Regions from separate parts of the Homo sapiens genome. Here region 1 is linked to region 2. The links are chromatin contacts, found by Hi-C or POLR2A ChIA-PET in ENCODE. All regions are on one chromosome and are shown on one strand. The core of a region is the stretch at or near the end of the contact, and the rest is flanking DNA. Distances in the headings are between cores, read along the strand shown. Region 1 overlaps CUBN (cubilin). Region 2 overlaps CUBN (cubilin).

The links. Hi-C counts contacts between places; a loop is a spot of excess contacts on that map. ChIA-PET counts read pairs that join two places held with the same protein, here RNA polymerase II (POLR2A). Pooled maps may share reads with other maps.
Region 1: a loop to region 2 is called in a map of CD14-positive monocyte, with 2.3 times the contacts of the local background. The contact joins two enhancer-like sites. A Hi-C loop is called at or near these places in 4 of 168 maps with a recorded cell type or tissue (CD14-positive monocyte, CD8-positive, alpha-beta T cell, endothelial cell of umbilical vein and 1 more) and 9 of 50 pooled maps. POLR2A ChIA-PET finds 5 or more read pairs at or near these places in 1 of 52 experiments (Panc1).

Annotation. Positions count from the first base shown.
Region 1 is chr10:17,028,608-17,032,828 of GRCh38, forward strand. The region is part of intron 27 of CUBN (cubilin); the gene reads right to left. Among named protein-coding and RNA genes, the nearest start is that of CUBN, 99 kb to the right of the region's middle. Within about 2 kb of position 1,389, at least 27 of the 41 ENCODE cell types and tissues checked have a DNase peak (open chromatin) inside an H3K27ac peak, as active enhancers do; they include CD14-positive monocyte and endothelial cell of umbilical vein, where a contact is called at or near this core.
Region 2 is chr10:16,907,782-16,912,022 of GRCh38, forward strand. The region is part of intron 48 of CUBN (cubilin); the gene reads right to left. Among named protein-coding and RNA genes, the nearest start is that of RSU1, 92 kb to the left of the region's middle. Within about 2 kb of position 2,535, at least 2 of the 41 ENCODE cell types and tissues checked have a DNase peak (open chromatin) inside an H3K27ac peak, as active enhancers do; they include CD14-positive monocyte and endothelial cell of umbilical vein, where a contact is called at or near this core.

The DNA.
Region 1 (4,221 bases), core at 139-2,638, 120 kb after region 2:
CTACTCAGGAGGCTGAGGGAGGAGAATGACTTGAATCTGGGAGGCGGAGGTTGCAGTGAACTGAGAATGCAACACTGCACTCAAGCCTGGGCAACAGAGTGAGACTCTGTCTCAAAAAAAAAAAGAAAGAAAGAAAGAAAAAATAATAAATAAATAAATAAAGAGCCAATGTAGGAACTGCAGGGTAAAGACGTGTTTAAACAAAATTCTGTAATGTTGCAATTGGAAATCTTTCCCATTTTAAAAAGTAGAAAGTCAATATAGTTAACTGAAACCCACAACTGTGATTACCAGTGTTTAAAATTTAGCATTTTGCTCAATGCATGCTTATTCATACCATGAGCCTGTCTGATAGTGGAAGAGACCTTTCGGTTGCCCTGCCTTTCGCCAGTCTGAGGAGCAGAGCAACCTGAGGTCAACCAGGAAAGGCAGTGTGCATAGGACAATTCAAGTTCTGAGCATCTAATGGAATTTTTACTGCTTCAGGGTAGTTCAGAAATTATTTTAGGTTTGATTATTATTCATCCTAATTCTGTCCTTCATGTTTGAAGAGAGGAAACACGCAGAGTTTCTTTTGAATCTGAGAGCAGAGGCTCTTTTGAAGGTTGGAACGTTGGTTCATTAACTGCTGCAAATTAATGCAATCATACGAAAATCCTTCATTGTGAAAGATGGTCAGAAAAGATCAGCATTTCTTTTTAAGGAAAGGGATTCTGATCACACTGAAATAACATTTCTTCTTTCAATTTTTTATAACTAAAAAATCACATTTTACTCAGGCAATCTTAAAACCAAAATTTCTTCTAAAATGCCTCATGCTAAACTCAACGACACTACAAAGCATCTGGCTTCGCTAACTAATGGATATACTTCATTCTAAACTTTTTTTGAATCCAGGTATCATGCTTAGTACGGTGCTAGACTCATATCTGGTATCAAGTTATAAATTGAAATGTTTGGTAAACTCTTCCCAGCTTTTATGCATGTTTTTGAATAGCAGCTGAACTTAGAATTGTAATAGCTTATCTCTAAGCTCTAAGCAAAATGCAAAAGTCCCAGAAGCAAACTTCCTCTGACAGACAGTTCCAGGAAGCATGACTCATCTGCCCAGGAAGCGTTGGCGGTGGAGCCATAATCAAAGTCGGCTCAGATCCACCGCTGCTCAGACAAAATCTCATCTGCTTCTCTGCATCTCGCCAACTGGAAAACAGGATTTTATCTACAATCCCAGTGGCTTTTGTAGGAAAACTGGGAGGCAGGAGAAGCAGCACTGCTTTCAACACAGTGGGGCCAATTGATGTTAATTACAACTGGGAAGGCTGCTCTGGAAACCACAGATTTATTTACCACAAAATGCTATAGAGCAAGAGCCCCAGTCCCCAGACCAGTACTGGTGGCATCAAACTCTCATAGGAGCATGAACCCTATTGTGAACTGCACACGCGAGGGATCTAGGTTGCGTGCTCCTTATGAGAATCGAATGCCTGATAATCTGTCATTGTTTCCCATCACCCCCCAGTGGTACTGTCTAATGCAGGAAACCAAGCTCAGGGCTCCCACTGATTCTACATGATGGTGACTTGTATAATTATTTCACTATATATTACAATGTAAGACTAATGGAAATAAAATGCACAATAAATACAATGCACTTGAATCATCCTGAAACCACCCTCCCACCCCACCCCCGGTCCGTGGAAAAACTGTCTTCCACAAAAACAGTCCCTGGTGCCAAAAAGATTGGGGTCTCCTGCTTCAGAGCACAAAAAAATAATCCATGAGACTATGTTTATGTTAAAATAACCATAGATAATATGTATTAGCACTTATTCCATGCTGGTCATTATTCTAATTTAAAAATCCTAGCAGCTCTGTAATGCAGGTAGTATTGTTATCTTCATTTTAGAGTTCTGGAAACTGAGGTAGGTAGAGGTTTAGTAATTTAATATTTTGAAAGGCATCAACTACTGAAGAAGAATTTTTCCTATTTCCTTCTGTGGCAGTTCTTTTCTTAAGAATAAGCATTGTTGGTCGGGCGTGGTGGCTCATGCCTGTAATCCCTGCACTTTGGGAAGCCGAGGTGTGTGGATCACCTGAGGTCGGCAGTTCGAGACCAGCCTGACCAACATGGTGAAACCCCATTTCTACTAAAAATACAAAAATTAGCCAGGTGTGGTGGTGGGTGCCTGTGGCCCCAGCTACTCGGGAGGCTGAGGCAGGAGAATCATTGGAACCCGGGAGGCACAGGTTGCAGTGAGCCAAGATTACGCCACTGCACTCCAGCCCGGGCGACAGAGTAAGACTCTGTCTCAAAAATAAAATAAAATAAAATAAGAGTTGTTAAACTCCAGGATACAGAAAGTCTTTATTCTCTGTAATAATAGAGAGTAACCAAAACAATTTTTAAAATGATAGGGACAATACGAACACTCCTGTTAGTCACTGAAATTAAAATTTTTTTCATTATTTTTCTTAACGGAGCTTTGAGTAAAATAAGTGGACAAAAATTGTTGGTTTTATCATTTGTCATTTATCCTTAGTGAGAAGTGTCAAAATGCATTAACCATGCAGGCTGCAGGCAGAAAACAAGAGGAAAATTAAATGTCTTGAGAAATGAATCATTAATTATATCTCAACCTAAAGAATTGAAGGCTCTCTATTTGTGAATTTCTCTATACCTTACTGAGATGTTTCTCTTACATCAGCATCAGTGCAAATAATAACAGTGAACATTTATAGATTTGTTCTCTATTTGCCAGACCTTGTTTTGGCTCTTTACATATATGGATTCATTGACTCTTATTACTCCGTTTTACAGAAAGGGAAAGTGAGGCACATAGACACTAAGGAACTTGCCCAAGGTCACCTAGCTACTAAGTAGTGGAGTTTGGGTTTAAACTTCATTCTGAAGTTACCTGCTTCACTCTGAAGCAGGTACAGAGACTACCAATTCAGCACATTCTATCATATGTCTGGGTGCCTAGAAGACATTCTCTTGCGAACGAGTGCTAGAGGACTTACTACATCTTTGTCATTAGCATCCCATGGTAGTCACCAGATAGAAGAGTGCTGGCTGAGGCAGTTCTAATTCCAGTGACTCCCCTCTAGAACAATAGAAAGCACAGTGCCTGGAGCTGTTTTCAATAGGGAGCTAAAGACTGGCGTTTACCTTTAAACCAAGCAATTTGGAAATTGAAGAATCATCCTTGGCACCTGTTTGGAATCTGTTATGCCATCATGTGACCAGCAGTGACGTGCACTGCAAACACAAACACTGATTTACGCTTCACTTATTAGAGCGGATGCAAGGTCTTTCCAAGGACAGAAGAAATTTGCCTTTAAACAGATTCGGAGAGCACAGAGAGAAAGCAAAGCCCTTATGGAGAAGTCCATGGATCGAGTTAGGGAACTCGGAAGAGAAAGAAAACAAAATGTGAACTCTGCCTGGAGAGGAAGATAGACCTCGCCAGGGAGGAGCCACTGCTCCTAACTGGCAGGGCACAAGGAATGGAGATGGCATTTGCAAGAGATGGAGGTCAGCTGGTGTAAGGGTGAGAAACCATTTCCTGAAGTGTCCCAGGAAGAAGCTGAATGACCAGGCAGGAGCTGGGCTCTCTCCAGAAGGGGCGTGGAGGGGAGTAATAAGCATTTCCTGAGGACTCAATATTTTCCAGGTGTGTGGATTATTATCTTCATTTTACACACGAGAGAACCAAAGCAGCCAGACGTTAAATTCCTTGCCCAAGATCACAGCTGGTAAAGAGCTTTGGAGCCAGGTGGACTCCAGAGCCCACACTGTATTCGTGCAGCACTGAGTGTGAACGTAGTTTCATCACTTCATGTAGTGATGACACTTCCTGCACTGAGTATGGTTCCCCATCTCAATCCCTGTTCTCCTGTGAGCATACTTATACTCAGTTACTGGACTACTATGAGGACAGACAATTATATCTATCAAAGTATTGGTAGTAGTGTCTAGCACATGATGGGCATTCCATTAATGACAAATATTACTGTAATTCTCAAAATAACATCTGAGATGCGAATAACTCTCTAATGCCTCATGAACTTCAAAGTTTGCTTGTTTGTATGAGGGGAAAATGAAATAAACTTGGAAAATATCTCTAGAATAATGTTTTCCTCAGAATGTTCTATGGAATACAAATGTCCAATAGATGTTCATTAATCAGACTTCTGGGCAAGGATAATCTCTTTGGGACT
Region 2 (4,241 bases), core at 1,285-3,784:
CCTGCCCCAAAATGAATGACCTAACAATGCAGGTTTCTATCGCAGTGCCACAAGCCACTGTTACCCCGAGCACATTTTGTGACTTCAGGGTGATTTCACTAGAATGAAAGTATTGCAGTAATGCCTTCCTGCCATGTGGTGATAGATTAAAAGCTGCTATACACTTTGCAACTGGAAACTGTGCTCTCAATGTAAAGGAGATGAGCCATTGTGCTTACAATGTGGTCTGCAGAGCTCACTGATGGGCAGTTTTTCTTAACAATGCATCAGGACATTTGTTACTTGGAAGGGAAGCTTAAATATCAGTTTCTGATGATTTCATGTACATAATAAAGCAGATATTTTTCTTTATTTACTTTAATTTTTATTTATTTATTTTTTGAGACAGAGTTTTGCTCTTGTTGCCCAGGCTGGAGTGCAGCGGTGTGATCTTGGCTCACCGTATCCTTCACTTCCCAGGTTCAAGCAGTTCTCCTGCCTCAGCCTCCCAAGCAGCTGAGATTATAGGCATGCACCACCACGCCCAGCTAATTTTGTATTTTTAGTAGAGATGGGGTTTCACCATGTTGGTCAGGCTGGTCTTGAACTCCTGACTTCAGGTGATCCACCTGCTTTGGCCTCCCAAAGTGCTGGGATTACTGGTGTGAGCCACAGCACCCAGCAAGCAGATATTTTTAAATACTTTGAAAAGTAATTTGAAAAATCAATCTCCATCTGCAATTAAACATAATAGTTCTTTCCTCATTAGTTATGGATTCAAAGCTTCAATTTTCTTACTTATTTGAATTTCCAATAATGGATTATTATTGACTCTAAAATATTAAATAATAGCTGTAGTCATTCACATAGTTACAATAATTCGCAAACTATTCTTCCAATGCTTTATAAAATCAAATGAATTTGCATGACTGGTTTTCACAGTTCAAAAAAAATCTAGATGAAATAACTGAACAATAATTCATTGATTGAATGGTTGATATTCCCATTTTTAAAAGGATTTGAATGACTCAAGATTAGAAATAATGACTCAGACTATGGCACTAACAGTTATGCAGAAGGAGAATGCACTCCACAACAAAAGATGTCATCTCTTTTTTTTTTTTTTTTTTTTTGAGACGGAGTCTCGCTCTGTCGCCCAGGCGGGACTGCGGACTGCAGTGGCGCAATCTCGGCTCACTGCAAGCTCCGCTTCCCGGGTTCACGCCATTCTCCTGCCTCAGCCTCCCGAGTAGCTGGGACTACAGGTGCCCGCCACCGCGCCCGGCTAATTTTTTTTTGTATTTTTAGTAGAGACGGGGTTTCACCTTGTTAGCCAGGATGGTCTCGATCTCCTGACCTCATGATCCACCCGCCTCGGCCTCCCAAAGTGCTGGGATTACAGGCGTGAGCCACCGCGCCCGGCCAAGATGTCATCTCTTTAAATTTACTATAATTAATCAAATTTAGCTCTCTGGGGGCTTCTGGTGTAAAGTGTCTTCTGGCTCACTGGACCAGAAGAAGAGTTTGCTATCATTTACTGAGCAGACAAAAATGCCAGTCTTTGCTTATCATCCACTCAGCCTGTCTTATCTAATCAACAAAACACCCTCCCAGGCAGATAACAGTATCCCTGTTTTCCAGATTAAGATACCAGAATCCAGAAAGATGATGTAATAATAGAACTGGGATTCAAACCATCCCTCTGATTCCAAACCATTAAGTAATGCATAAAGAAACAGATGAGGAAAAATATTTCTATAATGCTGAAAACAGGAATGGGCACCACATTGATGGAATCAAAAGGGATTAGAACCAACCATAAGGTTAATGGGACATGTCGGAAACTGTGATCAATGGCTGTTATCCTGCCTCTGAGTCTGCCTTTGGCATAGAATCACAATGACTGAACATGTTATAGTCATCCATTTATCACATGGACTTCTGCTGTTAGAAGCAACCAGAATGCAATTCCCATCATTGTCCTCTAATCCCTTTTGTACTTAGAAACTACAACTCTCAGAGTACAAATGGATAGGAAGCAGGCACGTGAGATTTAGGATCTGCTATGAGCAGGGACAACATCAGACACAGGTCTTATTGTAGGACACACTGGGTGGCATAGCTTTTTATTTTCTCTGTCTGTACAGAGAGTCAGATAGGCAGGTGGGTTTAGAGAAATTTTAGGCTCATTCCAGCTGGATAAGGTATTAGCTAGGAAGCAGTGCAATGAAAGTTAAAGCTGCCTCCTCTGCACCAGCAGATCTTCTTTCTTCTTCACTCTTTTCTTTTTTTTCTTTCATCTTTTACTTCTTCTTTTCTCTTTCTCCCTCTCCTTCTCATTCTCCTCCTCCTTCTCTTTCTCCTTCTTCTACTTCTTTTCTTCTTCTCTCCTTCTCCTTCTTATTGTTCTTCTTTTTTTCTCCTTCCCCTTCTCCCTCTTCTCCTTCTCCCTCTCTTCTCCCTCTTCTTCTTCTCCCTCTTCTCCTCCTCCTTCTCCTTCTCTTTCTTCTTCTTCCTCTTTCATCTTTCTTCTTCCTCTTTTCGGCAAGTTCTCAATCAAATAGAGTAGGGGCAAAGGCCAACCCACATGCCCTTGTTTGGAGCAGGGTAAAGAGGAACCAAAATAAACATTGAACATATAAAAATACATTTCAAAAAAAGGAATGTGGACATTAGAACTAAAGACTCAGAAGAAAAATTAATTCTGAAAGTGATTCGTCGCTGGAGTTTTAACCTCCCCAAGAGAAAAGACCTGTGGATATGACATTTGTAGGTTTGCAGGTTTTGCTAAAGAGTCAGGGCCCCCTCATGCATACAGAGATACCAGTCATCCTTTCAGTAATTCATTCTTAAATACGAATGAATAGCCAAGGATCAGCAGACATTTAGGGAAGTGACTAATGTAAAAGGCAGAGACCAATATTAGTAAACAGGAGATAGGAACATGAAGAAAACTGACCCCAAATGAGCAACACAAAACTTCAAAATTATTATTAATATATTCATATATATTAATATATCAAACATATAAAATATTTAAATATATACTTTTCAAAGATTTATGGTAAAATAAAGATAATTTCAGGTATACCATTTTTCAAAAGATTTATTGCCCTTGCCCATTTCCTTGGGGAGCCGCAAGAGGGTATGCCTCACCAAAAGAGGAAATTAACCAAGAAAGGGACGTGCATAGCATCACAAAGTCAGCTCTCTAGCCCAGGAGAAGAATGAAGGAACTTGCACATTTGATGGCAAAGGGAAATTCTGAAATGACAGCTAGCATCAGGCTTGCAGCTGACGTACAAAGGCTCAAGGAAGGATATTACTGAGGAAAAGAAATGGAACTGATATGTTTTACTACAGAAGGTAGAGATGCACATCTGGGGTGGAGAGGGTGTGGACGAATTGGTGATCAATGCATAAAACCCAAGAAAATGTAAAGAGGACCCAATTATTATTATTCCTTAGGAAAACAAAAGCAAATGTTGCCATACTACACTACTTGGCTCAGTTGTGAATGGTGTTTACATAATCATGGTAATGTCAACTGAACAGCAATTTAAGCAAAAGCGTGACATACGTATTTTGGGAGACGATTGGGAAAGTATATAAACATTGCATACCCCATGTGTGTTTGTGGTGGCAAAGGGGTAAGTCTCATCTTCTAGAGTAGGATGTGGATAGATAATGTCCAAAAAAAGCAAGGAGTAGTAGAATAGGAATATTATTTAGAAATAATGACATAAAACCCACCAGCAGTAGCTGCAAGAGTTATAAGTTGATAATTAAGGGATAGGGAGATGACAAGTAAGATCTGCTTTGGAATTTGTGGTTGTGACTGTAACTTTTATTTGAGATCTAAAACTATGACTGTTCATATTCTCTTTCCTAAAGGACATGTGAATACTCTGCTTGTAAAATTCCTGATAATCATTATATTCAGTATGATTTAAACTATGAAAATAATTTCAAAGGTAAAAAACAACTGTTAGCACATACATCAAAATTTTAGTAATACATGAGTAGAATTAAAAATATCTTTATATTTTTTATTTTCTGAACTCTCCAAATATTGCTCAATAAGCATCCATTATATTTATAACCAGAAAAATAGATTAAAATCAGAATTCAAGTGGATTTATATCACATGATTACAAGTACATAAAGTATGCTTTGCCAAGAAGAGATGAGAAAATGAATCAAAATGTGGTATAGTGGGAGTGGTTAGTATTTTTTCTACTTCATCTTTGTTTATATAATTC